Regions from separate parts of the Mus musculus genome. Here all the other regions are linked to region 1. The links are chromatin loops, found by intact Hi-C in ENCODE. Cell type or tissue: left cerebral cortex. All regions are shown on one strand. Region 1 has its middle 20 kb from the start of 2310008N11Rik. Region 2 has its middle 53 kb from the start of Gm32098. Region 3 has its middle 44 kb from the start of Gm39149. Region 4 overlaps Gm32098 (a long non-coding RNA gene).

Evidence for each region. A loop is a pair of places that touch in the nucleus more often than their neighbours do. Peaks named below come from ENCODE experiments on the same cell type or tissue, not always from the same donor. Only the 100,000 strongest peaks of a DNase experiment are listed, where the experiment ranks them.
Region 2: a loop joins it to region 1, with 7 times the contacts of the local background. A loop is called at or near these places in 3 of 42 quality-filtered maps.
Region 3: it touches region 1 in a loop (2.3-fold over the local background); 2 of 42 quality-filtered maps call a loop at or near these places.
Region 4: it touches region 1 in a loop (2.2-fold over the local background); 2 of 42 quality-filtered maps call a loop at or near these places.

The regions. Positions count from the first base shown.
Region 1 is chr8:26,799,961-26,807,960 of GRCm38, forward strand. No RefSeq gene overlaps it. Among named protein-coding and RNA genes, the nearest start is that of 2310008N11Rik, 20 kb to the right of the region's middle. In left cerebral cortex, no CTCF peak of the experiment used is centred here; DNase peaks (open chromatin) are centred at 4,409 and 5,009.
Region 2 is chr8:26,747,743-26,755,742 of GRCm38, forward strand. No RefSeq gene overlaps it. Among named protein-coding and RNA genes, the nearest start is that of Gm32098, 53 kb to the left of the region's middle. In left cerebral cortex, no CTCF peak of the experiment used is centred here; DNase peaks (open chromatin) are centred at 891 and 4,100; H3K27ac peaks cover 1,233 bases.
Region 3 is chr8:26,531,621-26,539,620 of GRCm38, forward strand. No RefSeq gene overlaps it. Among named protein-coding and RNA genes, the nearest start is that of Gm39149, 44 kb to the right of the region's middle. In left cerebral cortex, a CTCF peak has its summit at 4,067; DNase peaks (open chromatin) are centred at 2,036, 2,570 and 4,360.
Region 4 is chr8:26,683,507-26,691,506 of GRCm38, forward strand. All of the region lies in intron 2 of Gm32098 (a long non-coding RNA gene), which reads right to left. Among named protein-coding and RNA genes, the nearest start is that of Gm32098, 11 kb to the right of the region's middle. In left cerebral cortex, CTCF peaks have their summits at 3,785 (motif pointing right) and 5,816; a DNase peak (open chromatin) is centred at 3,787.

The DNA of each region.
Region 1 (8,000 bases):
GAAATGAACAGGCAGTTTTCAAGAGAAGAAGTGCAGCCCGCCAGTAACTAATTGCCTTATATAGCAGTCAGCATCCCCAGCTGTGAGGAACATGCAAATTAAAACTACTTTGAGATAACCCCTCATCCAGGCCAGAATACATCATCAAGGAAATGAATAGCAAATGTTGGGGAGGATGTGGAGAAAGGGGAACCCCTGTTCACAGCCAGTGGGGGTGCAAATGAAGAAAGCTATTATGGAAATCAATACAGAGGTCCCTCAAAAACATAAAAATAAAACTGCCATGGGACAGGCCATTCCTCTCCTGGATGCACACACCGAGGGCCCCGTGTCCTAGCATAGGGATCTTTGTACATCCGTGTTTATTGTTGCTATATCTGCTATCACACATGAACAATTAAAGAAATATCTGTAAGGCAGGTATATGATGGCACAGGCCTTTAATCCCAGCACTCGGGATGCAGAGGCAGGTGAGTGTTCTGAGTCTGAGACCAGCCTGGTCTATGGAGCAAGTCTCAGGATAGCTAGGGCTATTTAGAGAAACCCTGTTTCCAGGAAAATAATAATAATAATAATAATAATAATATACATACATACATACACACATGTGTGTGCATACACACACATACATACACATATAATAGAATATTACTCAGCTATAAAGAAAATGAGATCATGAAATTTGCAGGACAAAGGATGGACCTGAAAAACACAATATTAAGCAAGGTGACCATATGTTCTCCCTCATACCCTAGTCTATAAAATGTATAATATGTATGTATATACATACATGATAATAGATGCACATATGTATGCATGTATGTATATATTCAAGTATTATGTAGGTAGGTGTGTATCTATGCATGTATGTATGTATATATGTATATGACATATATATAGGCATCAGGTGGGTGTATTCTAACATTTAGAAAGGAGACCAAAAAAGAGTAATGTTGATAAAGAAGGGTGGAATGCAGGCACAAGGACACATGAGCCACGAAAGACAATATAAAGCTTTTCTTTTCTGTCATAGTTTTTTTTTTTTTATATTTCATTATAGATACGTGGATTCAACTTTTTGAGTACTGACACAGAAGAAACTATTTTTGCTTCCTCCTAAGAACCCAACATGAGTTCTTCCTTTGATGGTGCTGGTCAAAGCTGGGCTTCCTTTGTCATCCATTGGCTATCAGTGCATTAGAACTTAGACAAGAGAAATCAGAGCACATCTGTCCGTCGCCCTGACCCACTTAGGAAAAGCAGGCTTTGTTTTGTGCGTTTAGGGAGGCCAGTTTCACAACCTGAAATGGCCCAGTGTTTAGATCAACAGTAAATCACTCTATTATATGCTACTGTAGTGCTGTTGCATATACAAAATAAAGTATGGCTTTCAAATTTTAGACATTTTAAAGTTTTGTGTGTGTGTGTGTGTGTGTGTGTGTGTGTGTGTGTTAGGGGTGATCAAGAAAAACTGCCTAAAAAGGCACCTGTGGGAAATGATGTGGGTGCATGCATGCATATGTGCATGTGTGCATGAGTGCATGTGTGCATGCATGTGCTGATGAGCAATAAAGCAGAGAAGGGCACTGCTCTAAGAAATCTCACCCCATTCCTAGAAGGGTAAACCTACTCTTCCAAACAGTTCTGTCAGCTTCCTCTTTGCAGGGTGAATCCCTGCTTCCCCCTAACTGCCTCAGCACCTAAACTCTCTGGGCCCATTCCAGGGAATGCCTAAATTAAAATGTCCTCCTTTGCACATCAGCCTTGCCTCTGTCCACCCCTCAAGTGTGACTCGCTTAGGAACAGAGACCCCGCAATATCTTTCTTCCCCACTGTCTCCCAGTCCAGCCCGGAGTGACAACAGACACAAAAGAACCATCCTAAAAGAGAATTAAGTTCCCCTGAGATGCCAGGGTCTGGCTCAAAGTGTCCCTGTGTAGGTGGGAGAGACACACCTGGGAGGGGTCCAGTTTCTGCCAGGCTCAACCTCAAGGCAACTGAGATATTTTGGCAAAAGAGAAAAAAAAATCCTCTGCCTCCCCTGGGAGAGGAATGTTAACAGCTTACACTTGGCATATTTCTTTGCACATTTTCAAATTACTTCCACAGCTACCATTAGTGACCTTTACAGAAACCCAGAGAGGCAACTAGAGGAAGCCATCAATGGCCGTTCCATGCAGACTTCCACATTCAGCCAACAGGTGGGTACAGCACACGTGCTGTGCGTGACATTAGGACTCAAGGAGGGAAGGGCCCCGCCCTCACCTTCCTCAATCTCCAGAAGAAGAAATAAACAGCAAGGCAGTTTGTTTTCTAACGAGGGTGAATGGTTTGAAAAAGAGGTCGTTTCTCTCATGAGAGGGAAACACCGGAGTCAACGCGCTCCAGACACTCCGCTACAGGGGTCCCAGGTACAGAGTGAGCATGGGCTGGTCACAGGAAGGACTGTGGGTGGAAACTGAAGCCCACAGAAGCTAAATGACCTGGCCTCAAACCTCAACCTTCCAATTTACAAAGCAGAGATTAGAGTGCATGGAAGGATATGGTAGGGTTGCATTCACACACATGTACATGTAACCACACACACACACACACACCATAGTCTGGAAACTCAGAGGCAAGCAGGCAGGCAGAACTCACAGCTAGAGTACCTTAAGGACAGACAAAGATGAGGGCTGGGCCAGCTCAGTACTAATACTACAGCCATGCCACGTTTGGAAGGAGGCAGGGTGGAGAGGCGACTCTGAGGAAGCATTCAGTCCCTTCCAGGATGTCTTTACTGACTTGCCCTCCTCTGTGAACCATGCTTGTTATTTTGTGACATGTGATGAGACTACTCTTAAGATTTCAGAGTCAGCAGGTAGCTTTATCGGAAGCAATCAAGGAAGCTTTGGACAGTTCACAGGGCGGTTTGGACACAAGGAACATGAGCAATCCTGGGATAGCCTTAAACACTCACGTCCAAGCACTCTCTTTTTTCCTGCTGCAGAAATCTGAATATCCATCTTATGCTCTAAACGCCTCTAACCTAGAGACTCCTCTTGACCGTCCATGTAAACAAATCCCCTTGATTCCACAGTGACTGTGACTGTACAGGCATCTTCTCCCCCTGGACTGCTCTGAAGACAGTCAGAGATTGGACTTGTATCACCTTACCACTCCTGGGTAACAAGCTGTGTGTTTGGTTCATAGCATAGTTCTTTGGTGGGTTCAAGCATTCAGCATGACTGTACAGACCTTTGTCTCCTCCCTACTAAAAGTCCATGAGCAGACTATTAAAAAAAAAAAAAAACAATCCCCATTTTAAAGTTAAAGAAACCAAGGCCAAAGGCTCCCTTCTAGGAAAGTCCTGAAATGATTTAATGGCTGATCTAGGACTCAAACTGGAGTCCTCTCCCTCAGAATTAGTCATCTTAACATGATGGGGTAAGTCTTCTGGTCTCCATATACTAGGATTCCAGCTATGGGGAGGAATGCTTCCAACATGAAGGCTTCCTAGCCACCCCAGCAATGAACATGGCAAGGTAGAATACTTCTGGGGGGTACAGCAGGGGTACAGGACTTACAAACTGCAGGACTAGAAGCAGCGATGTATGACCAGGACTGCTGTGCAGGACAACAGGTGACCATGGTTGAAGCCAAGCAAGAGTCACTCAAGATTCCTTCCTGATCCCAGAGGCAGGCCCCTAAAACTGTAGCATCTCTCCAGAAAATCACTTGGCTAAAGGGTCCTTCCCGGAAGAGCTTGGTAAAAGAGCCTTTCGGTGACTTTACCTTCACCAGGATATTATCCCCAGTGGGAAACATTAGTTTCTGAACCCACCGGGCTTTCTTCATACAAATGCGTCTAGAAATGCATGACTGGCTGGGCAGTGGTGACGCACGCCTTTAATCCCAGCACTCGGGAGGCAGAGGTAGGAGGATTTCTGAGTTTGAGGCCAGCCTGGTCTACAGAGTGAGTTCAAGGACAGCCAGGGCTACACAGAGAAACCCTATCTCAATTACCCCCCCCCAAAAAAAAGAAATGCATGGTGGGCTTGAAATCATGAAGCTTGACCTTGCATCTAAACTGTGACACCTAGGGAAAGACCCTGTTCCTCCGGACCTTTGTCCTCCCTCTGACAGACGACAGCGGTAATGACAGTCGGGGCTCCTAGCTCCGGAATTCCACAATCACAGGTCACCGAAGATGGTGTTTCCCTCTGATGCAAGCTTAGAAGTAGCTGTCAGGGAGGTGAGAGGGAAAAACATGGGCAGACGTGGAAGTCTGCAGAACCAGATGGACAGAGACAGCTCGAAATAGGGGAAGCTACCTAGCCAGAGACAGAAAGAACAGTCTGGCAATGTGGAGAGAAAATGAAAGCCCCCGTTGTAAGCAGGCTTGTGCCAGTATTGCTGGAAACAAATAGTGACAGATTGCTAACATGTTACAGTGAAAATTACCAACACGATGAGGCTTTTGCACCATAACCAGCACCTCTTGTTATCCCATTAACAAAACTGACGAGACCAAATTGCTAATAGGAGAAAACGCTCGCGAGTTGTATTATATCACACCTCTCCTGCCCAGAGAACACAATCCAAGGAGAAGCCACCTAGAAGAAATGCCCCCACGGACTAGTTTCTCCTGGGATTAGGGAAAACCCTAGCCTGCCCCACCCTCTTCTGCCAAATCAAGAACGCCTGCCATACCACCAGCACCATCGAGACAGCCACCCAGGGATCTGCTCGCACTGCTCAGCAGACAGGGGAGAATTGTCAGTCACTGGACAGGACAGGAGCCAGCAACCTCTGCAAAGAGCACAAGGTGGGTTCGCTGACAGGGCCCAGCACAGGGAGGGACGCGTGAGTGAGTCAACTGGACCATGGTGTTTCTGGATGTATAGAGTGCTGGATTCCAGGTTTTCCCATCTGTTCCTAAAACAACCAGTGCAGGAAAGCTCGTGGTGTCTTACATTGTTACCACCCCATCTGGCCACTGCCCACTCTAGCTTGGCCAGAGAAAGTCTCCATCCTAATTCCATTAACCTAAGAGTCCAAGCTGGCGTACATGCCCAGGGATGGGGTGTCAGGAACAGGACACATCTGGTCCAGGCATTGCAGGAAGATCTTTCTTCTTCGGGTCGTGGATGGATTTCCTGCTCAATCAGCCGAGGCCCAGAGGACACCGTCAGGAGCTTATTCTCCTCACTCAGGAAAGCCCTCCAGTTGCCCAAAGCCCTTAATGTTTGCTCCAAGTTTTCCCCCTGGGATAATCACTGCATACCCCAGGCCCCCTGCTGCCAGCCCAGAGAGTAGGGCCAGCTGTGGGCTGTATGCCCTGCTAGTCACTCAGAAAAGCAATTGGCCAAAGATTGTACCGAGTAATTGAATGGTAAGGGCTTTTGTAGACCAAGCAGGGACTTGTCTTTGTCGGAGGGGGAAAAAAAGAGGAAAGGAAAAAAAAATCTTTACAAAGTACCCAAGTGCTGGGTGTCAGACAGGACAAGTTTTTTAATCATGTTAAAATGATTTATTTAAACGTCAAGCCGTGTCACCTCACTTCCTTTCATTTTTCAAACTGTTTGTGTTTTTTCTGGATGATAAATTTATCTTCAGACAGCCTCAATATGACTAATTAACTTTGAAATATAAGAACCAGATGTGTGAGTTGGAGAGCTTTCTGAACTAATGCCAGCTGGGCTGGTGGGTTTTTTCCTCCTTCTTCTTCTTCCCCGCCTTCCCCCTTCTCCTGCCCCCACTCTTCCCTGCTGGCCTGCTGAAATGACGAAGCAGAGATGGAAGCTCAAGGCTCGGCTAACAGAAAGTACCCTCTGCTTTCCTGTTTCCCATTTGGCCCCTGAAATCCAATTGCCTGGAGTGACAGTGGCCTAACTTGCCAGGCAGGACAGGCAAAGCTGTCCTTGGAGGAGGGGTTTTAGAAAATTCCCCTACTGTAACCATTGACCCAGTGCAGATCAGGACACTGACAGAATGTATCAGCCACACAACAGCTTGTGTCCCTGTGCTGTGGCACACACCAATGTCTTTTAAAGAAAGGCATCCCAGTTTCCCTGGTATGTTTGTTCCCGCTGGCTTCCTGTTGCTGGTGAATAATGGGTGCCAGCACAGGAGAGGGGAGAGGGGATCTGGGAGGGGACACATGGGTGAGCCTTTCGGGACTGTATGCTGGAGCAAAGGCTACTGGGATTTGGAACTCACAGGGGTGTGTCTCTGTGTGTGTGTGTGTGTGTGTGTGTGTGTGTGTGTGTGTGTGTGTGTCTGTGTGTGTGTGTCTGTGTGTGTGTGTCTGTGTGTGTGTGTCTGTGTTTATGTATATACATGCATACCCATGAATCTGTGTCTTTGTATATGTCACTAACCCACATTGGGACATTAGCATAAAAGAAAAAAAATCACTTTTCCAGGACTCAAGTATCTCAGTGATAGAGGCCAGAGTGGACAGTATAAGCCCTGTGCCTCAGTTTTCCCTACATAACTACTCCGCAAGACCCACTAGATCTCTCCGCCTACAGAAGTAGGCTGAGGTTATATGAGCTCATTTTCATGAAAGCGCCTGTAGCCTCTGAGAGGCTGACACACCCCTAAGGGATTATTAGGGTGATTCCCACAGTTACTCCATCATCGGGGCCATAATCATTATGCTGTCTCTTGATGTCTGAGAGTTCTCACCTGAGATAATCTCACACAGTTGCCAGGTCAGGAGCATGGCTCACCCAGCCACACCCGTAGAACCATCAACAGGGGACTTGATCTTTCTGCTCTGCTCGGGGAGGATACAGCAGAGCTGCCTCCTGGTTGCAGGGAGAGGAGACTCCTAACTCCATGCCTCAGATTCTGCGGCTACCAGTGCACCTGAATTCATGTGCTATTGAAGTGGGTGAGAGACTGGCTCTGTGTGGAGGCTCCATCATCTCCCTAGAGAGCAAGGCCCTTTTGAAGGCTAGAGATGATCCTTCCTCACCTGTCCTTCTGCCTCTAAAAATAAGCTAGGCCCTGGGCTCTAGAGATAGGGTCGGGGGCGTCCTGAAGGAATAATGGTTCTCAGAAAGAGAATTCTAGCGTCTCAGAAGCCTTCTTAACTCCCTAGCCTTGATCTTAGCTTCTGCTCCATTTCCCCAGATTTTTGTTTTTTGTTCCGTGTCACCTAATCCCCAGTTAAAGGAGTGTCACCCTTCAGGAAGATATTGTAGCGAGAGTTTCTGGGAACTAGTGAAGAAAAAAAAGAGTTCAACAATGCAATGCCCAAAGCAATGAAAAGCGGGAGGAAAACGAAGGGGTAGGGGGTGAAGAGAGAGAGCAAGCCTTCTCAAGTCTGAATTTGCCTCAGAGACCACAAATCTCAGAGTAAGAGGTGGATCCCAACAGGTCCTCGATGGCCACTCTCCACAGCCCCTTCCCGAAGCAAGGAGTCAGAGCGCCTACACTGACAACAGTCTCCTGTCTCCCATTGTCCTCATTCTCTGTGAGGACAAACCTCATTAAGCTCCCCAGACTTCACAGGAGTAGGGGAGAGAAGCTGTGTGGATACTGAGAGCCAGGTGAACACAAGTGGAGATATGGAATATGCCGGTCCACAATGAGTTTCTGGGCCATCACTTGCTCTCCACTTACAAGTCCTGGCCCGCCCTCGCATGCCTGCTCAGAGGCTATCTGCCCGGGGGCGCTAACACACATATCCATCCGGACTCAAGTAGTCTGTCACAGTCTGAAAGCCACGTGCAGCCCCACGGCTTAGCTCTTCCTACCTCCCTCTTCTGCCCCACACCAGGCAAGACATGCAGTTTGCTTTCTGACTATTAATAACATTTCCTGCCATGTCAAACTAAGATAATTATGGAGCTAGCAGAATCACAGGATCCTTGACTAACAGAAGGCTGGAGAATGGGAAAGTCCTGGAGGTTTTGGGGAAGCACCCGTTGGGAAAGAGAGAACCTTGGGTCTTCTGAGACCAAATGGGACTGCCATCTATTGTCACTATGGGAGAGCAGCCTCTTGCT
Region 2 (8,000 bases), 52 kb before region 1:
AGAGCAGAGACTAGCAAATGAATCGGCCATGGCGAGGGGAAAGGATTCAGAGAGAGAGGGAGCCGGGTGCGGCAGCAGGCAGCTAATGGGGCTCCTCTGCCTGGCGAAAATGGAGCAGTCAGTGACAAGAATTATCGACTCATTCGCTTGCGGTTTTGAGATAACCATATGTACAGGGAAAGGGGAGGGGGGAGGAGAAAAAACCCTCACTCAACTGCTTTTTCCATTCAATAAATTCGCTTCAGAATATATTGGATTGGGGTTTGATGGCTATTTCGTGTTTTCCAGAGTGCTGACACTGGTATGATTCAGTAATTATTGTTTCTTTTAAGTTATTGCTGTAATTTTGCTCTCTAAGATCCCAATCAATTTCTGCCTCTCAAGGGCACGCTTGAAAAGCGATATTTGAAAACAGCCCTCTGATAGATTGTGCTGCGAGACAGTGGCTGAGACAAATAGCCTAATCTGGCACAAATTAGCTTGGCTTCCACAGATAGTTTTATACAGCAATGTAAATTATATTGTCAGGCCCAGTCACTTTCCTGCTTAGAGTGCAGCTAACAAGGAACCATGGAGACGTGATTGGTGCGGCTGAGCCCTCCCAGGGCTGCTGCAGAGCCATTTGTAAGGAGAGAGAGAGAGAGAGAGAGAGAGAGAGAGAGAGAGAGAGAGAGAACGGGTACACATCAGCGCCTTGGGTTAACAAAAGCAAGGTGGTCCAGTGTGCTAGAACAGGAGGTGTGGATTGGACAAGCTCTGAACACTCCAGGCAGCACAGAACTAAACCATTGGAAGGAGATGCTCTGGAATGTGGGTTGAGCTGGTCCAATCCCTGGGAGAGATGCAAGACAGAAACAGTGCTCTGTTGGTAAGTATCGGCAGAGAGGCCACGACCAACCACAAACTCCTCTGCTCCAAGAGAAATAAATGGTTTCAAGGGGTCTGGGTCAGGCAGGAATGAGATGTGCTGAGCGAGCTGAGCTGAAGGGAAGACTGTGCTGAACAGAACTGGAGGAAAATGTGCTGAGCAGATCAGCCAGCTGGCTGTGCTGACCATCACGCGGGGGGGGGGGGGGGTGAGGGTAGAACGGGAACGGCCTGGCAGGATGCACCAACCAGCACAGGGCAGGCATCCTCCCAGCGTCTACTCTGCCTTTACTCCAAGTGGGTTCCTCTGGACACCATTCTCAGAAGCTGGCTAGTCCCTTCCCCTTTCTGTGACATCCCGAACCCTGTCTCCTCTGAGTATGGATATTTCTATTTCTCTATGTCCCTTCATCACCGGTGGTGCCCACTCCAAGTTCATCCTGGGACTTCATTCTGGGACTTGGCTTGGAATGCTGCCTTGCTGTCATGTCCTATCAGCCTGATTGGCTCTGGAGTTCTCAGAGATGCCTGAGTTCTGGGAGAGGAGCAGGGCCCTACCTCAAGGGCAGGAAGCACTGCTTTTTAAGTAGCCCTCAGAACTTCCTGGACCAGAAACCCAGAAGTCAATCAGCAGCCCCTGCAATGGTGCCTTATGATCTGGGTAAGGAGAGGTAAGAAAGGGAAAAGGCAGGGCATCCGTGTGTAAGGGTTGAGATGCAGAGGAAACACTATCTATCCCACTGAGCCCTTGCTCGTAAGGGATGCTGAGTTTGGATATTTGCTGCTATATGGCCCCACATCCTCCAATCCTAAGGCTGCCCTTCACAGTCAAAGACACATCTTCACAGAACGTCTAAATGACATGACAGAAGGGCTCTAACAGAAACAGCTTCTGCCCAAGCAAATGTCCCAGCCTCCTTGTCTAATAATGGCTCCAAACTCCTCACTGATTTCAAGAACAGCTTTGGAGTTGAATTTGGTGCCCCGTGCCCAGCTCAGCCGTCGTCTGCTATTTTTGGAAATTCTTAGCCAAGTTCTTTCGCCTCTGTCCTTCCTTCCTTCCTTCCTTCTTACTCCTCAGTGCCTCTGGGGGGATATTGTATTGCTACCACTGCCTCATCTACTGGAGAAACAAAAATCACAGGAATGGATGACAGAAATTCGGCCTTGGCAAGGGTGATGTAGCCATCAGATCTGATTAAAGAACATTGTTTGCAAGTGGAAGAATACTTTAACTTCTTTAATCCTAATAAGTGACAGTTGATCCATGCCAGATGCTTTGCATGACTTGTGCTTCCGAAATTGGCTAATGCTATAAAAGAAAACACTAAATGTGTGATAACACAAACAAAACAATAATGTATCGGACACGTATACTAATTCTAAACGGTATCCCTAATGAGCAGTGCAGTTCTCTTTCAAGCAGCAATGGAGACCTAGCATCTTTCCATCCTGTGGCTCCTTCATCTTTGCCATACAGGTTCCTACTTGCTCTGGGTTATTTATTCAATTAATTTTGGACATGTCCACAAAAAAATACCAAAACTATATCATGTCTTCAAAGAAAGATTACGCAGGCTTGTTCATGGAAGGGTGGGTGTTTCTCTAAGGCAAAATGAGAACTATTTGCAAAGCCACTCCTCCTTGGCACTGGCTGGCAAGCCCACATAAATGTGTTTATCCACTCAGAGATGAAGCAATAATGACAACTGGTCACCCCTGTCATGCCATGCCAATATTATCTGAGCCCAGATCAGGTGAGGAAAATGAGACATGTCCAAAGACACAGAGCTATAGTCACAGAGCTATAATTTAAAGATGGTTACTACACTCTGCCAATTTATACCACACAAGAAAACAGAACCTAACCAAGAACAAAGATTTTTGGACAAATGTCATCACTCATTTTCCCTAAGACTCAACTTGGAACCATAGGGTTCAACCACCTCCTTCTAATCAGAGCACTAAATAAACTCAGAAAACAGAGTTTATTTCCTTTGGGAGCATTGGTGGAGATCACTACTCAATGTTTCATATAATGAACTAAGGCTCAAGGAGGTTAGTGACTTGTTTAAAGGCACACAGCTCAGAAAGTGCCAAGCAGGAAGATAACCTCGTATTCTCACTCTGTGTCAAGGGATGTTCAGCCCCACAACCTTTTTATACCACGACACTTTTCACATCATAGCATGAAACAAAATCAGAGACCGCCACACTCCCCAGAGTTGGTTTGATTTGACCCTCATGCCTTAGTTGCTTACCCTGAGGAAAACAACTTAAAGGAGGAAGAGCCTTACATTCCTAAAGCTAACAATTCCTAAAGATCCACCAAGATCTAGTCCCTTATTTGGCTACTTTCCTCCTCCCCCTCACTCTTCCCTCACTCCCAGGGCCAGCTACCAAGGTCCAGCTATCAAAGTATGGAAATCTAGCATCAAAAGCCCCATTTTGGCTTACCTAATTAACATGGCCAATCAAAACAAAGCAATTCATCCTAACACAGGTTTCCTCTGTTCTCTTTATAAAGTACCATTTGCCTCTAGGCCAGATCTGTCTCCTCTCTATCCAGAGGCAGCCCTTTGTCCCTCCAGAGCAAATATCCCTTCCCCATCACCCTTGTTCCTTTCTTTTCTCTCTCAGTCTCTATCTCTTGTCTTTGTCTCTTATTCCTTCCCTTTGTTCCTTTAGAGCAAATAAATCTCCTTTGTGCTGAAAACTTGGTCTTGGGATGTCTTGTGCCAATTCTGGGCCTTTCGCCTGTTTCCCTATTGGCTGTTCTCATTGAATTTCTTTTATCTTTACAACGTTACATAGAAGCAATTAATCAACAGGATTTGCCATTGAGATCACCATAAGCAACTTCCACATAAGCTCCTTCAATGAATCAATCTTCTTTTCTCTAGACATTAAAATGTACAGTCTTCTGAGAATTAATATTGTACTATTTATGCAAAATATAAGAAAACATTGCCACTCATTCAGCCCCTGGACCACTTCACCCCATTGCAAATGTTGAGTCTATCATCCAGCACATCAATTGTACCAAAAACCCTACAAGACATGATTATAATTTATAAAATGGTATGTGCATTTTAAAGAAATAAGAAATGCTGTTTTCTATTTATACCAGGTATTTACTTACCATTTTGATGCTCTTTCTTCCTGAAGACCTACTTTTCCATATGGTAGCTTCTTCTCGGAATCTGAAGCGTTCTGCAACATCTGCTGTGGTGTGGGTGGCTTAGCATTCCATTTATACCTGAGATGAATGAGTTTGAAAGTAGGAAAGGTTTGCCTTGGTCCACGGTTTCAGAGAGGTCACTGTGTGTCAGCATGGCGCCATTGCTTGGGGTCTGAGATGGCACAGTATGGCACGTAGGGTGTGCATGTTGGAGGAGGTCTAATCACCTCATGGTGGCAGAAGAGCAAAGACAGACACAGGGATATCTCAGTGTGTCCCCCAAAGGCACATACCCAATGATTTAACTTCCTCCCACTGTGCTTCACACCTTAATGGTTCTAGCAGCTCCCAGTACTCAGAAGCTGGAGGCCAAGCCTTTGGCATATGGGCCTTTGAGGGGCTTTTCCGAGTTCAAACAATCTTGCTTAATCAAAAAGGGTCCCTCTGCTATCTTTGTTGTTAAATAATATTCACACTGGATGTAATCTGGTCTCTTTTATTCTCTTACATACATCCATTTGGATACGGGCTTCCATCGTGGTTTGAACCCCAGTAGATTATTGATTTACATTTACTACACCCTTTCTCTCAAGATTTTCAAGAGTTCTCTTTTTTTTTTTCTCAAAGTTTGTGGACAGTTGTTCTGTGAGGCTGCACAGCATGATGTTCTACATGTATATTTTGCTTTGGACTCACTAAAATTCTTAAATATGTAAACTTAGGCCATCTATCAAATTTGGGAAATCTGTGTAGATTGATTCCTACTTGTCATTTTCAACATTTTATATGTATAACATGTGACATTTTATATGTATAACATGTAACATTTTATATGTATAACATGTGACATTTTATATGTATAACATGTAACATTTTATATGTATAACATGTAACATTTTATATGTGTAACATGTGACATTTTATATGTATAACATGTGATTTTTTTTGTCATTTGTACAGTATACTTTTACTTATTATTTCTTTTTTTTTTCTGATCTGCTTTTGCAACACTGAGCATGTGTTAGACATTCTGACTTTGTCTCACAGTGTCTGAGATGCTGCTCATTAGTTTGTTTGTTCTCTTCTATTCTTAGGCCTAGAAACTCTTACCTCCTCGCTCTGTAATTTCACAGAATCTTCTGATGTCATAGCCATCCTTCTTAAGTGCTCACTGCAGTTTTGCTTCTAACATTCTGTTCTGCAGTTTTATTTAGTGTGTTGTGTCTCCACTAAGATTTCATCTTGTCTTCCTTGGAGTCATACATTCTGTTATCTTAGGGAGTATATATTCAGTATTTGGACTAAATAACCAGTTTTTATGGACTGTATTTCCTCAGCATCCATTTGATCTTTCTGTATTAAATTTTTGGATTATTTTCTAGACATTGTGAGTATCGTGTTGTGGCTCCTCTGAATTCCGTTGTATTTTCTGAAGATTATTGAGCTGTAGTTGTAGCAATAGAAGACTCAGGTGACAAACTATCTCATTGGCGGCTCTCTAAATCTCAGTTCAGTTCTTCTATCTTTAGCTGAGCTGCTTGGATGGTGCCCCATATGCACTTAATCCTCAAATTAGCCAGAGATTTGCACAGGGTTTATATTTAGCAACTTTAGTTGCCCAAACCTCTGTCATCTGTTTCTTCAAGCCAGAGGTACCACAGGTTTCCTATGGGAATTTGACCTAGCTACCCCTTGCGATGCTAACTTCAGATGTGCTCCTAATAACCAGAAAAGTTATCTCATACTCTTCCTTTTAGCTAATGAATCTTCTAAAATCAATAGCTGTGAGTACTTGGATTTTAAATTTTTTTAAGTTTTGTCTAGAGCTTATGGTTATTGTTTATAGAAAGTTGGTATGGCATCATCCCACTTCTCCATAGCAGAAGGAGAACTCACCACCTCTCAGCTACTTGTCCTGCCTTGGACTATAAAAGTTGCCACTCTATTCACAATAGCCAAGAAATGGGAATAGCCTATGGATTACCACTATAGGACTTGTTGGCCAGTGATCCTCAAATACTGCTGGTGACTGCCATTGTTCTTGGTTATCCTTCAGAACGTCATAGTGAGACCGTATTGCTGAAGACATCACGTACTTAAGCCCCTCAACATGGAGAAATCAAGCTGCTACTGACGTGGGAGCTTTAACCTCACTAGCTAGCTTTCACAGTAACGCTTTTCACAGGGGTTACGCATGTTGCTGGATGAGAAAGTGGTTGCCACTCTTATCCAGCTGTCAAACACTTTTATTTTTATATGAAAGCATACACAAAAGATTTATTGATCCTCATTAACTACTTTACCTCTTCTAGCTTGAGATTTCCCCCCCCCCAAACTACTTATACTTTTTAAGTTAAGGTGTACAAATAAATATTTATAAAAAATTAGAGGTTAAAAAATCTTATCCAGCTATGAACTCTATGAGTTATAAAAGTAATCAACCTAGAAAAACATGCTCATTGATACAATAGTGGCACCAATGACACAGAAGCTACCAATCACTCTCCAATCGATTTTAATGTCCAGTTCACAAAAATGGAACCCATATCTGGCATAGTTATAGATGCTAAGAACCTAAAACTAGATAGGTCCTAGGTCCTAGGAGAGAACCTACAACCACTGCTTCCTGACTTGTCATTATACCCATAGACTAGTGCATCTTTCAGACCTCATCAGGAAAGCTTCTTTGGGCAGTAGACAGTAGTCAACACAGAGACCAATTACTGATTGGCGTATATAAATGACTGTGGGGTCCTCAGTCTTAAATTGGATATCCATATCACATATCCCTCCTCCCAAGACTCAGGGATCATGGGAGAAGAGGTAACAAGACTTCAAGAGCCAGAGGCAGTGAATATCTACAAGGCAACATTGTTCTCTGGGCACAGCAACACAGCTTTTGCTTATGAACTCCTAGCAGAATGTAACAGAATGTAGAAACTCAAGCCACACAAAATCCCTCCATGGAGGTAGAAAAGGAAGGTGAAGTGCCATCTATAGCTGAGGAACTATTGGTCATTGAAAGCTGCCAGGAAATGAGGCATAAGCGTTCTTTAAAGGTGTGGTCCCTCGTATGTCTAACGAGCTCCAGCAGATGACCACATACCCAAGAGTAGATAAGCAGCACTAAGGGGACTCTATAGGGTTTTTTTAGTGAAAATATAAAGTGAATTGAATATGAAATAGAGAATATATCTGGAAGGAGATGGAAGAGGGGATAAATGCAATCAAGACATAATTTATAAAGTTCTCAGAAATTAACATAAAATCCCTTTCAGAGCTTTCAGAAGCAGAACAGAGTGCTTGTGATAAGAGTGTTAAAGGACAGCATCCAGTTACCAATGCAGATGACATCAGGCCTTTAATGTGCATCAACTGCAACATCTTTGACATGTCCACAAGCATTTATTGATCTTCTACTCTTTGCCAATCAGGGAATTTCCAAACAAGGCTCCTGATGGGTATCACATGACAAGACTTTCCCAATGCTAATTAATAGGAGTAAATAAGCCTCTCTAAGCATAATTAATAATAACACCTACAATTCTGTGTGCTGAGCATGCACTGGGCACTCTGACTCTAATCCTCATAATTCAACATTTCTCTCTTCACCACACACCCAGGATGATGAAGTAGAAAATAATCAGATGTCAGAGTCATACAGGCTTGGGTTTGTCTCAGCGTTGATGGACAATAGGTAAATATCAGTGTTGATGGACACTAGATAAATAATACCTCCAAAGACAAATGACTTACCGTCTACAAGCCTCAGTTAGTTCATTATATAACGTTAAGCTTTCAAAACTAATAACCACTTCTAAGAAGAAATAAAAATACCTGCTAGAGAACCCTGCCCATAATGGATATTACTAATTTTACAGATTAAAAAAAATAATAAAAACAACCTGCAGATTGGAATATTTAGGTAACTTGTTACGTTTAAGTTAGGATG
Region 3 (8,000 bases), 270 kb before region 1:
GTGTATTTCAACAGATGTCAGTTAGACACTGGTACTCAGTGAGGTATCCCCTCAAATAGGCACTAGAAAGCTTTCAAAATTCTTAGTAAAATCTTCAAACAATGTCATTGTTACTGCTGTGAATTCAAACACTCTGAGGGCTATGGTTGCCTCTCCCCCTCTCCTTTTCTCTTTGTACTGATATATTTAAGATTAATGATCCCATGAAAATACCTCTTGTAAAATCACATGTCTCAAAATCTACAGTAGCCTCAAGCTCCCTGGTTGAGGTGCTCCTCCACTTCCTGGCTCCCTAATAGAAGTGCTCCTTCACCTCCCAGGTCCCTGGTAGAGGTGCTTCTCTGCCTCATAAGACTCCTACTGGAGACCTGTCAAGATCCCCAAGAGGTACACAATGACTCCATTCTCTAGGGAATATTGCAAACTCCAAATCATTGCTGACCGATAACCAGTGACCGTCACACTTGGGCTGGTCAACACTGTACTCATTTCCAACAATCTCAAACTTAAGAAACGCGAGTTTCTAAAATCAGATGGACTCAGCCCCTTTCTGTAGTAGCAAATTAGATAGAATTTCTGTCAAGTCATCTATAAGTGCTCAAGACAAATTGTTCAGAGCTTTCACATATCAAATACATGTTAATATCCAATGAATTCTATTTTTATCATAAATCAGCAAAAAACGATTTTTTTTACTTCCCAAAATACAGATGGGGAAGTTTTGAAAAGTTGATGTGTGTTAAGACTTAGAGCTAAGTTGTTTCCCTGGCTCTCTACACTCTCTTAGTCCTTTGTCTTTGATGATTTTGCTGAAGGTTTTCTACTTGATTATTTATTATCCCCCCAAAAGGTCAATTACAGATAGGCTGTTGCTGCAGCAAGAGGTCCTATGAATTGCCAGAAGACTCCTTTGTGTAGATTTTGAGATTCACTTAGCTAGAACGAGGTTTTATCTAGCTAGTTCCAGTTAAGGGGATGAACCTGTCTCATTCAAAGCCTGATAAGAAGGCGTGACCTTCAACCCCAGAGGCTTTGATAACCAGGGAATGACCTGAGCCAAACAACAGCTGGCTCAGATCACCCTGTCTTACCTTTGGCCACCTCTCCAGCATCTAAGTCCCCTCGGCTGATCAACGCAAGCTTCACTTCCTTCATGAAACCGCCCGTCTGTGACAGCCTTGGTACCAGATGTAGACAAGAAGATCCATCTTCTTAGACAGGGCTGACAGCCATCACCATGTGTGTGCGGAGTATTTTAGGAGAAGACGACCCAAGCCAAATCCTTCTCGGCTAATAGCTGTTGGGAATGGTCTCCTTCATTCGGGAGGAGAGTTCAAGGCTGAGGACGAAGCTGCTTTCAGGGCTCAGCCACACAGAGACTGGCATTGTCCAGTCTGATGCCCAGCCAACAGACTCCTTAGGACTCAGAAAGAGCTGCAGGCATAAAGCCAAGAACCCATATTAACCAGGTAGAAAAGTGGGGAAAAGAAACTCAAAGAAAGATGTATCCCCCCCAAAAGATATTATCTCCGAGTAGAATACAGATTACAATGTCCTGGGATGCCATTTGCAGGTAAACTGAGCATAAAAAGCCCTTGGGTAGAATACACAGTGAGGAATGAAAAGAGCCATGGATGGGGAGGAGCAGAGCCCTGTGACTGTATGCTTGTCTGTCCTTTCTCAACTAAATCAACATGGTAGATCTCATGTCAACCTTAGGTGACAGAAACCCATGCCCCATGTCCTAATTGGGAGAGAATTGGGACCTAGGGTGTTGACTGAACTGGCTGGAATAGGAAATGATGAAAAGAATTTCTCTTCTATGCTATTTGCATCTTTCCTTTCTCCTCTCACAGGCCCACCATCCCACTTCTCCAAACTTCAGGCCCTTAATTTTCATCTTGTGTAACTGGTGACATTAGCTGGCTGGGATACCCACCAAATCCGGGAATTCCTCCATCCTTCCCCACAGAGGGAGCTGGAGGCAGGAAGCAAAGGAATCCACGTGTCTTGAGCAGCCCTCCCCATGCCACCTGGAAATACTGGCACCTCCCCAAAGGGCTGCCTTTCCAAGAGCCAAGGAAATCCCAAAGCTGTGCCTTTAGGCCACAAATAAGGCAGGCGATCTGGCTCTTCTCCCTGTCACCGAGCTAAAATGTCCACTGTGACCTTGGCAATGCTAAAGCCATAGATGGCCCTGAGCTTTTCCCATCCCTCCCTGGCTCACCTTCCTCTAGAAAAACAGCCCACGTACTGGGGTGGGGGACTCTTGCCTTCTCACCCTTTGTAGGCGCCAGGCCAGGCAAGGACGAGCCCCCTGCAAGGCAGGCTCAGGATCCGAGCCAGGGGTGTGCACACAATCTTGGGAGACAGATGGCCCAGCGTGTGGGCCGGCAGATAGAGGCTCCTGCTCCTGTCAAGATGACACTCAAAAGTACATCCCCGTCATCGCAGGTTGTCAGTGGTGTGTCAGCGCAAGATGCCGTGTGTGTTTTTGGACACTCTGTAAGTTCGGGAGACTGAGCTGGATCCCACTTCCATAGCAACGACAAAATTCCAGCCCCAGTCTTCGAGTTAGTGTCAGACAACACGGGGGGGAGTGGCAGGCAGAGAGGGATGTCACTCCGAGCAGAGAGCAGCATTGCTGCGGCGAGGGTGGGCAGGAGGCTTGTTTCTGGAAGTCTGTGTGGAGACCGTGTGTGGGCACAAAATGACAGAAGGCAGGAGCTAATGGCTGAACTCAGGGGAAAAGCAATCTGCTGACTTGAGCATGCTGGGGATATGGGGTTTCCTGAGCCCTGGAACTTTCCAAAATCCCTGAGGGTCTTCTGGGTTCAGAAGAAACTCCCTGTTGGTTCAAACTTTATGAAGCACATTGGAGTAGCTGACTTGAAGATATAAAGGGAAGGAATTGGATATGAAAGATAAGAGACTAGATTCCCCCAGGACAGTAACAAGACACAGATGACAAATATATGTGGCTTTTTCAAAAGGAGCTACTTTTATACAAACTCTGGAAACAGGGTTATTCATGTCTGGATGGCTAGGGTTTTGTATGGCCATGAAAGAAGGCTGGGGTAATAACCCGTTCCTATAGCATCTTCGCTTGTTCCCCTTTACCAGCAGTCACTGCATCTTTGAATCTTAGCATTATAGGGACCAGACAGCTTATGTGCTGTCTGAATCCTGCCAATTACTAGCTATGCCATCTTGGGTAAGTCACTTCTCTCCAGGTCTCACTTCTCTTACTCCACTGCAGAGAGATCCTGAAGTGGAAGGATAGCTTGCTATATGAACTTGGCCATGGATGGGGTGGCAAGGGATTTTCTCTATTAGAGAAAGACTGTTTTATCCTTGAAAGCATAGGACCTATGTTTCCCCTGGGTTCATGCCTTAATCACCAGGGGGGCAACATTAAACCCTGAGGGTACAATTAGATGGTTGGGAGTGGAGGCTTCCCCTCCTTTATCCAGGCGAGCCCAGTGCAATCATAGATTTCTGTAAGTGAAAGAAGGAAGCAGGAGATAGAGGAAGAGAAGATGTAATGAACAGCAGAGGTTGGAATTGTGAGATGACTGGGATCATGGGCAAGGCCAGGAAGCAGATTATCCTAGAATCCGCAGGAGTAACACATTTCTGCAGACACCTAGAGTTTAGCAAGTGTCTTAGTTAGGGCTTTACTGCTGTAAACAGACACCATGACCAAGGCAACTCTTATAAGGACAGCATTTAATTGGGGCTGGCTTACAGGTTCAGAAGTTCAGTCCATTATCATCCAGGCAGGAACATAGCAACATCTAGACAGGTGTGGTGGAGGCAGAGCTGAGAGTTCTACATCTTCATCTGAAGGCTGCTAGCAGAATATTGACTTCCAGGCAGCCAGAATGAGGGTCTTAAGCTCACACCCACAGCGACACACCCACTCCAACAAGGCTACACCTCCTAATAGTGCCACTCACTGGGCCCAGTATATACAAAACATCCCAGCAAGTAAGGTGAATATCTACCATGCAGAACCATGCAATTCTGGGTTGAAAAGCCATCATTACGGTAGTAAGCCATTATTCTGCACTTGTGGCAGCAATAAGAAACTACACTCTCCTACAATATAATCTGGCCAAAAAACCCTCCTCTCCTCGCCTTATTGCAAATGGGTGAAGAAGCAGGCATAGTCGGGTGTGTTCTTTGTGTCCTGCTAGAGTTCCTAGCAGTGCTCTGCACAGACATCATCTGCTCATTACTCATTTGTTTTGTTTCATTTAGCAGAAAACAAAGAAAACAGTCGAGCAGTACCCCATTTGCAGAGTTTTTAAACAAGCATAAGATGATTCAGCCAGAGAAAAAATCTAGCAGTGAGCACCCACATGCTTCCTATGTGAGCTGTGAAGTAGGAAGGCTGCTGTCCTCAGCCTTGGTTTTTATGTGTTGTAACCATCCTGGAGCAGCCACACAGCCTCTGCTGCGATGGCTTGGGTTTCTGCCTCGTGTCAAACTTCAGATAGGGATGGGCACTCCCTCATGATGTAGGGCAGAGGGGAGCAAAGCCAGAGGTTTCAAGATCACTGAGGAGAAGCTGAGCTATCAGAGACTGTTTCTCAACCAGTATTCTTTGTGAAAACATTTCATAGATTCTGAGAATGGGGACATGAATAAGGTAATCTCCCCTCCACGGTAAAGGGAGTTTACTGTCCACAGGCACAGCTATGGAAGCAAATGACCACGAGACAAGATTTCAAACAGAAAGTTTATGCAAGTTAAGCAAACTTCCTCAAGTTAAGCTTCAGGAATTTTTTTTTTTTTTAATCAAAGAATCAGGGTGAATAAATGTGAAGGTGGAAGGGAAAATCTGAACCACTCACTAATCAGTAATATAAAATTGTATTGGTATATAAATTACAGGAGACCCATAAGAGAATTCACTCAACATTGTCAAAGTCATTTATGAGAAAACAAAAATCCAAACCAAACAACAACAACAACAACACAAATCTAACTAGCATCATTCTCAATAGCAAACAATTGAATGAAGTCTTTCCCTTGAGGTCAAGGGAAAGATAAAGATGCCTGTTTTCAATGCTGCTAACAGCCAACTAGTTCTACTTAAAATAATTAGAGATGCAAGAAATAAGAAGCAATCCAAATTGGAAGCAAATAAATAAAACCAAATTTATCCAGGGACAGTGTAAAATCTATATATGGAAAACCCAACATCTCCCCGAAGAAGCTAATATGACTAATATATAAATTTAGCAAAGTTGTAGTGTACAAGTAAGCACACAAAATTACTGTGGTTTTGTAAACTTAAAATGAACAATCTGAAAAGAAAATTAGGGAAGCAATTTCATTTATAATAACATCTAAAAAATAAATTAGCCCCAAATAAATTTAGGTAAGGAAGTAAAATACTTGTACACTGAAAACTATAAAATATTACTGAAAGAAATCAAATACCTAGCTTAATGGAAATATATCCCATATTTATGAAATGAAAAATTAAGATGTGAAAATGCTAGTACTATTCAATGTCCTCTGGACTCAGTATCTAACAAAAATCTCAACAATATAAAAGCTAATCATTAGCTGCACTGGCCTTGTAAAAAGTTGTAGGTACTTAAGATACTCTCAGTGGGAAAAGAGAAACTTTGAAGACTTACATCTAAAACTTAACTACAAATGCTCAGAATTCAAAACATTTGTGATACTTGTATATACAGGGCATGTATATACGCTAGTGAAAAGGATTTGCAAATCTGAAAATGGGTACATTCACACAGTATCTATGAAATCATGTCAAGATGGCCAAGTCCATTCTGAGGAAAGAATCAACTCTCCATCAAATGGTGCAAGAACAACTTGATTTTTCCCTGGTAGAAGAATGAGACTTGAGTGTATCTTCTACTGTATGAAAACATTAGCTTTTGCTAGATGAGCCACCTAAATACAAAAGCTAAGAAAGAAAAATAAGAGGTATTTTATGACTCTGGGTTTCATGAAAGATCCTTAGACATGGTACCAAAATCGTGAGCAACAAATAAAACAGAAAACTTTATACATCAGACAATACTATTAAGAAACTGAAAAGATGACCCAGAGGATAGAATAAAATATTTACAAATTATATATCTAAATGGGATTTAATATCCAGAAGACTTAACATCTACAAGTCAAATAGTGAAAAGATTACATGATTTTAAAGTGGACAAAGGACTTGAATAGATATTTCTCGAAGATATTAAGATGACAAAAACTGAAGGAAAAATCCTTAGCATCATCAGATTCTAGGCAAATAAAATTTAAAATATCACATTGATCTAGTTACTGTTTATTATCTCTAGAATGGCTATAATTTTTAAAATAGGGAGATAGAACAGATAGCAAATGATAATATGCACAGGTCACTTTAATCTCAAGGGAATAGTGAGATATATAGATAATAGACACACGCAGTGGTTTAAATGAGAATGCCCTCCACAGGCTTAGATACTTGATCAAAGTCTTGGGTCCCTAGTGGTAGCACTGTTTGGGAAGATTTACAGGGTGTGACCATATTAAAGGAAGTAAGTACATCACTGGGATGGAGTCAAGCTTTGAGAGTTTAAAGTCTCAGACAACTTTCAGGCCACTCTTATTGCTTCCTGCTTGCAGTTAAAGACAAGATTCCCTCAGCTTCATGCTCCTGGCCCCATGCCTGCCACTAGCTACCGAGCTTTCCTGCCATGATGAACTTTGACCCCATGGGATCAGAAACCCAAATAAACTCTTTCTTCCTTAAATTGCCTTGGTCATGATGTCTTAGCACACCAGAAGAAAAGCCACCTATCCTATGAGTTGAGTAACCACAGAAAGTCACAGGTGTTAGGGGCAAAGGAAACTCGAATGGGTCCAACTGCAGAAGGGTTCGTTCAGGAAAGCTCAGCACCAAAGAGGGATGCTCAGATCTAAAGCCGAGTGAGCACACTGTAGAAACCACAGCTTAAGACAAAAAGCGCAAGAAATATACTCACTACTTTCAGTAGCAACTTATTTAAAGGTGAGAGAGAGTGTGTGTGAATGTGTGTGTGTGTGTGTGTGTGTGTGTGTGTGTGTGTGTTGGGGGGAGGGGGCGGAAACTGTAGCACTAATGCAAGCAGGAAAAGAAGCAGAAACCGAAGTGGAAGGAGATTCAAAAATATTGTTAATGGAGGACTCTGAGTAGATTTGCTTACATAGGAATCATAGAATCCAGATTCACATGTAATGGCCTCAAAAATCCCCTCTTGAATTGGGCAGAGATAAGAATCCTTTTTGAAAGACCACTGATGCCCAGTGACTGGGTGGTTCTAGAGGCAAAGGTTTGTTCCTGCACAGCCCATTCTGGGAACTCAGGTCAAGTGTCTGGGGACTCTGAGATCTGACCTACAGAATTTCTCTAGCCACAGAAGAAATACTTTGAGCAAGAATTTCAGTGTTTCAGTTGGTAGAAATCTAGTCTGATATATAGCCTAGAGCAAATCTCACTAGGTCCCTAGAAGATGAATGAGCAGTGTAAAGACCTTAAAGGTACTAGGATCTAAAGCATGTAGGGGTGGGGGGTATGGCCTTCCTTATAGCCCTACCGATATCCAGAGAGAGAAAAACAGAGTAATAATAATCACTGCCCTGTCCTTTATTTGCAAAGCAAACAAGGCAAAGATTAACACCGAAATGGAAAGACCACAAAGACTCTGCTTCTATTAGAAGACATCAACCCAACCAGCCAACAAAGAAATGTCAGGATTGCATAGCAACGAACTCTGTACCTATTACCCTACAAGTGAGGCATAGAGATAGAATCTGCACATTCATCCTTTACATTAGATCCATTACATCCTTTACATTAGATCCACTAGAGCAAGGATCCTAATTCAGGTTAGTGTGAATGTTCCACTCCATGAGATTTGATCAAGCTGTCCTGCCTCAAGGAAGAGCCCTGATGACTTGGTTGGAGCAAAATCCCACTTCTGTGACGTTTTCTCTCGGTG
Region 4 (8,000 bases), 120 kb before region 1:
AGAAAGCCCTTCTATCTCTTGGCTAGCTTTCATAGCACTAGAGGGTTCTATGCAGTCTGCTGATGGAAAAAGGGGCTCACCTCTTATCTGCTTATGAACCCTGTGAAGTAAAACAATAACGGGAATTTCCATAGAGTAGTAGCATGGATTTTATGGGTGTAACCAACCACTTTCTGGTTGAATTTAAGGCTTTATCCACCAAAAGAGATGCATACCTGGTATGGTACATCTGGCCAAGGACACATAATTGGGGGTCTCATAGGTCCCATGGGTAGACTCATAGCATCAGTCTGTTATTCTACTAAGTGGACATAGCATTAGACTGCCCTTGAAATTTGTGACTATACCAATAGGTTACTTTCGAGATCAGAGAAGTTTCCTTATGAAGTGGACAGTGGTCAACACAGAAACTTACAGCTGACCCAATTGCAGGGACTCCGTGAGTATGAGGATCAGTGTGGTGAACTCAGTCTGTATCACCCCCATAGATCCTGAAACAGAGCCTGTATCAAGGCTCTGGAGCCAGTTCAAAAGAGGAGTGGAAACGTGCAGAAGCCACGGGGTGGAGAACACTAGAAAGAGAGTTTTAGACCCAATACAACGTCTGCACTCATGAACTCAGGGCTGTTGTGGTTGCCTACACAAAGTCAAGCTAGTCAACATCCGAGCACAGAGGTAGGAAGGAGGGGTCTGTGAGGCCCCACCCAAAGCAGGTATTAACACTTGATGGCTTCTAGGAGAAGGAGAGCCAGTTTTCTTTCAGAGTGAGGCCCTGGTGGCTAGCCATGCTCCAGTGAATGGAAGACAGGAAGTCAGGAGAGGATAAGGGCCTGAGAAGGTGTATCTGGGAGGAGCTAGAGGAGGGCATGGGAAGATGATCAAAGAATATTGTATGGAATTGTCAAAGAATTAACAAAAATGATGTATTAAAAAATAACTGGTTCCTTCAGACATTTGAGTATCTTACATTGATGGGCCTTGAAGATCTCCTTCAGGTCCCCCAAGAACTACTTAGGGTGGCATTTCCCAACCTGTGGTTTGAGACCCTTTGGGGTCAGACAACCCTTCCACAGAGGTCTTATATCAGATACCCTGCATATCAGATATTTACATTGTTCATAACAATAGCAAAATGACAGTTACGAAGAAGCAAGGAAATAATTTTATGGTTGAAGGTCACAGAAATGTGAGGAACTGTAATAAAGGGTCGCAGCCTTAGGGACTTTCAGAAATGACAAGATTTTCTTTTTCCAGTTTTGGATGACATAGGCAGAGGAAGCCACTGAGAGTCAGGATGGGGTCTCTGTAGGAGAACAGAGGGCTTGTTGTGAGAAGATTGCAACCAGTCAGAAGATCAGGCAGCCAGCACCTTGTAGAGCAAGGATCATATCAGAAAAAACATCCCAAAGAAGAAAGGCAGAAAAAGATCAACATTGCTCAAATGGCCAGAAATCTACCTGTAGGCCCTTGGTCTAGTTTCCCTGTGGTCTAGTAGCTACCCTCAACACAGAATGTTTCTTTCTTCGTGCAGGGTACAAAATGTATTTGGAGATCTCAATCACTGGGGCCCTCCTTCCCCCACAAAACATAGATTACTATTTTGTGTTTTGATTTATACAGTAGATTTTCTAATGACTGACACATAATTGAATGTTTTAAGCCAAAGTGTATCAACTCTGTCCCTAAAGCAGATCCAGCCTACTGTGGATTTTTATGTGGCCTGTGAGCTAAAAATAGTTTTTACATTTTTAAGTAGTTGGGGAAATCAAAAGAAGAATGACCTTTGTGACACATGAAAATGACGTGAAGTTCACACTTCAGCAATCGGAAATAAAGATTCATTAGAATATAGCCTGGCTGGCATATGCAGGAATTGGCTGTGGTTGCTAACACACAATCACACCATACCTGAGTACCTGTGGCAGAGACTGTCAGACCACAAAGGCATAAAGTTCTCTCTCTCTCTCTCTCTCTCTCTCTCTCTCTCTCTCTCTCTCTCTCTCTCTTTCTCTTTCACCATTTACAGAATTTACAGAAAACATTTGTTGACCCTGGTTCTGAAGATACTAGAACAGTTGCTCAGAGCTGGGCATGGTTACACATACCTGCAATCCTAGCACTCGGGAGTCTGATGTAGGAAGATACTTAGCTCAAAGCCAACTCAGGCTATAATAGTGAAACCTTGTCTTAGAGATGGACACAGAGAGAGAGACAGAGAGAGAGAGAGAGAGAGACAGAAAGAGACAGAGAGAGAGAGACTAGGAAAAACAGACACAGAGACAGACACACAGAGACAGACAGACAGACAGACAGACAAACAGACAGACATTCAATATAAACCCATAAATATACCTTCCCCAAGGTCTTCTCTAATTCCAGGTTGCTTTGGCTTTGGGGTTCTATTAAAATGAGATATCCCTGTGTTTATCAGTCACTCCCATCCACAGTGATGAGGTTAGTTGAGGTTTGGCTCCATGCCTAATTGGGTGGCAAAACCATCTCTATGTTCAGACTCCACCACTGTAGCAGTAGAAATAAGCCCTTCATTCTGTTCAGGGAGTAGAGAGGTCCCGGACCATCACTTACTAGGGCAGAAGCTGTCAAGTGAAATGAGTGGCAGGTTTCTGCTGAGCCTCTGTTTTAGAGATTTAACAGAAGCAACAGAACATGAGTGGAGGCCAGGCCCATCTAATTCCACATCATAGCCAACAGTTACCGCCTGTTTAAGTATCTCTCTGAGCTTCTGTGTAAAACGAAAGCAATACCTGTCTCTTAGAGTCAGGGTGTCAAGACTGGCTTGAGATGATACACTTTAACGGTGTGCCCTGCCTGGTAGATGTCGCCTGTCCTCAGATGGTGGTCATGATTATAGCCACTGGGACAGATAGAAGAGGCTGGCCACTTGTGAGCTAGGTAGGCTTAGGTCATCACCTGCCACTCTGGGCTGCTGCAGTTCCTTCATTGGTGAAATGTACGAGAGGAGAAACCTACTCTAAAGGTTTTCTATGAGGATTCAATGAAGTAGCAAGAACCATCGATGGTGGCCCTGGAGTGTTCCTCAATAGTGACACATTAGCAAGCAAGTGAGGAGAATGCAAAGATGAACCAAGAAGACTCAATATGTCTGAACACCACTGGGGAGTCGGGGGAGGCATCTGGGGCCAGTGCACATTTGAAGGTGTTTCCTGAAAACCCCACACCTTCCAGAGGAGTGTGCTGGCCTTTTGTGTCTCTTCTATCTCCTTTCTGCCCATGTCACAAGGTGCTGGGACACTTGCAACTTAGGTCTAGAGTGCCCTTGTCATCTGCTCATATAAATGATGCCATCCTTACTAGTAAGCTAAAACAAAGGTGCCAAGTGGCAGGGTTAGCACCAAGAGTTCAAGCACAAGTGTTTTCTATGAGAGGTCAAAGTTCACCTCATATGGGCACCTGGGCTAATAGCTATGGATTAAGGGAGACCACACAATCAATTTTGCTGGCTTTTTTCATTCCTGGTAAGCTTCCTACTCCTTGTGCTCTTTGATTGTAAAAGCATTCCTCTTCTGCTTTGGGGAATTCAAATTCCTTTGCATCTGCGTTCACACCCCAGAGCAGTGTGGTACTCCTTTTATTTCTGCTAAGTGCTTCCCAAGGAAGGGCCATCTCTGAACAATAGCCTAAGTCATCTTTGGGCATGTATGGCATTGGTTGTTTTGGTGTTTGTTTGTATTTCCTCTTTTGAAGATGGCTTTTTTGTTTTCTTGTTTTCTATTTTTGAAAGTGGCTTGGTTGCATTCTGCTGCTGGGCCAGAAGGGGGAGGCTGAGGGAAGAGGATTCCTGTATATGGAGGGAGGAGAAACTTGGAAAAGGAGGAGGGAGGAATAAGGGGATCTGGGGAAGAGTGAGGAGAGGGGAGGACTGAATGAAGCAGATTCCTAAGAATCTGTGAGGAAATCAGCTTGGGGGAGAGCAATGAGGAGGGGGAAGGTAGTGAGGGTAGAAGAGTTGGGGGATACATAGAAAGAAAGGGAGGAGTGGGGGAAGGAGATGGGGAGGAGGGGAGGAATGGGGGAGGGGGAGGAAAGGGGGGGAAAGGGGAGGAGTGGGAAAGAGAAGTGAGGGGAAAGAGGAGTGGGGGAAGGGGATGGAAAGGAGGGAGAGGAGGGGGAGAAGGGAGGGGAGGAGTGGAAGGAGAGGAGTGAGGGGAAAAGGGAGGAGTGGGAGGAGGGGAGGAGTGGGAGGAGGGGGAAGAGTAGGGGGAGGGGAGGAGTGGAGGAGAGTCACTGAGAGAAATGGGGAAGTTAGGAAGACAGGGGAAGAGGAGGGTATGAAATCTAAATAATTATAATAAAATAATAATTGCAGCCATCCCTTTCCTGTGCTCCATGCTCTACATACATAGCGGCACTTAATCTTCACAACAACTCCAGGAGGTAGGTATTAATATCCCCATTTTTCAGATGAGGAAGTCAAAATGCCAGGAACAAAAAGCCTTCAAACTTTCAATTTGTGCACTAATTTCCAGGCAGCCGGTTTGCCAGGCTCTCCCCAGTCATTTCATAAGTAAATACTGGCAGCCTGGATTTTTTTTTTTTTAATTTTTAATGTTCACTATTCCAAGCTGCGGGTCAGTAACAGAATACGTGGGAAGTCTTTAGAAACAGCAATGAGAGCTTTGGAAATGGCACCACTGAAAACCACTGCTTCCACACTGGGCTTCATTCAGAGTTCAAGGCTGTACATTTTTCTCCCACACAAATTCAACAGAACGAGAAACCACAGGAATTGAGTGTTTTCCAGGTCTGATCTGGGGAGTCTGAACTTTCAGAAACAAGCACCAGGAGAAATATATTTGAAACTACTTCTCTAAACAAAACAAAACAAAACAAAACAAAACAAAACAAAACAAAACAAAACCCCGTAACCTCTCAGCTTCCAGGCTTCTGGGTCTTTGAACAGCTTGGGACTTTTAGCATACACCACATCGCTGGTGGCAGTGAGCAAAGAGTCAACAGTATAGACATTGTGGTCAAGTTCCTGATGGGACTTAGACTTGTTAGAATCTTCCAATTCAGGCACTTGTTTTTATCCAGATCAGGTATCACGACCAAACACCTCCAGCCCTGTTCCTCCACAAACTCCACAGATGGCTTCTAAGCTCTGGGAGTGTCCAAATCCCTGTATCTCTGTTACCAGACTGCGTGTGCTCCCCGTATATACCCTACAGGGCTTTCTATAAAGTAAGTATCCTGAAGGAATAGATAAATGAACTGCACAGTCTGTCTTGCTCTACGCTTAAGGTTTGAGGTTTTACGGGGGGGGGGGGGATGCGTATCCTTTTCCCCCACTGTATTTCAATTGAATTTGTCAAGAGCCTCTGTGTTGTATTTTTCCAACATGAATCACTGATGATCTAACAAATTAATTACCCATCCATCCTGCCCTGTTTGAGTGAGGTCATGGGAGAATGGATGGGTTCTGCTGACCTCCTCTGGACTGGAATGTCACAGCCCCCATTTAAGGACTCAAGTTCAATACCAAAATTGCCAGTTTAGGTTAGAATCAGACCTAAATGTATCTTATTATACACAGAGGCGCACAAATGCAATATGTCATCTTTAATGGTTCAGAACAGAGCCTAAAAAAATAGTGTCCTAGCCCAGATGAGTTTTATAGCCTTTGATATATGGCTTTCATTATTAACAATAATTTCTGTAACTGCATCCAAATTCGGGAGGACACATGATGAATATTAATTGTATTTTTTTATTTATTTTCTGCTCCCACTGGCTCCCTCTAGGGCAGACCTGCAGCCCCAGTGTCTTGGTCAGCCCTGAGATCTTACATTGTCCTGTGTGGGATTCTCATGATTCTGGGCACAGCCTACTTCTGCTTCTAAGAGTATCATGCACTGAATTTTTTTTTCTTTTTCACTGGAGAACAGGGCCTCTACTCACTGGGTTTTCTTAGCTCCTTTTATTTTACAAAGATTCCCCCCTCACACACCCTTTGTCATTATATTAAAATCTAATTGCAAGACGACTCTCCTCACCTAAGTCATCAACAAAGACCAATTATTTCTAATGCATGCAGAAGCAGGGGACGTGTGGAACAATAAAAAGGCATGCGGTAACCTAAGCCTTTTTCACAGTCAGGCTTCAAGTTCACATGTGAATTTATGCCAGTTTTGACATTAGCCGAAAAAATTAACAGTTCTCAAAAATGAAACTCTCACAAAAGGGGTTTTGTGTTTCAAGCAGAATAAATTATAGTGTGATGTTATTAAAACACTTAGTTGTTAAGTTGCCAAGAAAATCCAGTATATTCACACAGACTCGAGGACCTGTCTCCATGCAAAGTAATTAAATTAGATTTATGGGCTGCATTACATCAGTGTTTGATAGTTCATTTTTCCTTTCTTCATATTTTGCCCTGCTTTATTAGAGCATGTGACAGATGGTAAAAATAGTGTGAAGTTTCTTGGCCCTGTGCTAAATCCCCTTTCGGTTGTATATCTCTCTCCTGTCAGCTCTCCCCAGCGATGATAAATTAACCTCTCTCTTTGTATCCCAAGTGTGGCAGTAAAGCTCTCTTTTGACACAGCACTATCACTTCATCTTAATCTGTGCTGTTTCGAGGAGAGAGGAAGATGTTGCAATCGCTACCACGAGTTTAAAGAGAAGATTTATTGTGTCAGAAAAAGGGAGGATGATTAATATAATATGCATCATTATATTTTTCATTTCGTCTCATTTGTTGCCTTCTAGTTCGCAGGGGTGGGCCACCTTCCAGATTGGCATTAGCCTCCAGCCCTGCCTAGTGGGCTGAGCCTGGGGCTAGCAGGAAGAAGGTGACCATCTCCCTTCTACCCTTACCACACCACTGTGGAAGAAGTCCGGGTTTTCTCTCTGGTGACTGGAGCCAGCTTCTTGCCTTTACCAAAGATCAGCAGCACCTGGGTTGACTGACCCAAGCCTGCCTTGTAAGCAGGGGACATAAATAAGGTTGCAAGCTATTGTTTGAGGTGCACCACAAAACTAAACAAGAGGTGAGGTCATCAAAGTCCCCGGAGACACCGCTGGCAGGAACAGAAGAAACGGTGTCATAGGAATGTCTGAGCAAGGAGAAACATATTGTTATGATTATTTCTCTTATTTATAATAAAGCTAAAGTCTCTTTGAGCTGCTCCTTGGCTGTGAATTGCTTACATCTGTAAACTGACTTTATTTATTCTGCTCAAAAGGCTTTCATTAAATATCACATACTTGACAGATACCATGCATGCAAAAGATGAATTGAAAAATCTCTCCTGCTCTAGACTGTGGATACCCATTGGCCTACTACAGAGCCTGTCTCACTTTCCCACCTCCTGGCACTCAGGGTACCAGATAGGGAGTCAACCCAAGGAGAAATCCCTACAACAGGAAGGTTCTTCAATCACAGAGACCAGAAGCATTGCTGATTCTATGAGCATAACTAGAAATGTGATGGGAAAATAGTCAAAGCACAATGAGTGACCACAATCCAGTCTTTCTGATGGAAAAACCTAGATTGTTCAGAATTTGCTGCAAATGAGGTAACCGTATTCCAGACAATTGAAGTATCTTCATCCGATACTAGAAGGACCAAAGAGCAGCCCTGACCTACATATTCTTACCTACTCACCCACTGCTTCCCATCTCACCCCTCTAGGGTGCCATCTGCCCTCTCACCCAAGAAGGGCATGACACCTGTGTTTGTAGTCTGGGCTGTACTTTGTGGCCTTAGTTGGTAATTGATGGGACCGGACATGTGCTCATCAGGATTTTTTTTCTACTGGTAATACGAAACAGAGGGAGAAAAGCAGCTAATGGGCAGGAAAGAGAATGAGCGAATTCAAGACATGAGATGGCTACAAAATGCTGTAAGAACACAAAACGGGGATGCTATGGCAGAGGCAGATGTGAAAGACTGAAGACAAAAGATGCAATAAGGACTTCCTGGGCCCCGATGCAGTCTTCCATACACTCCTGTTCTT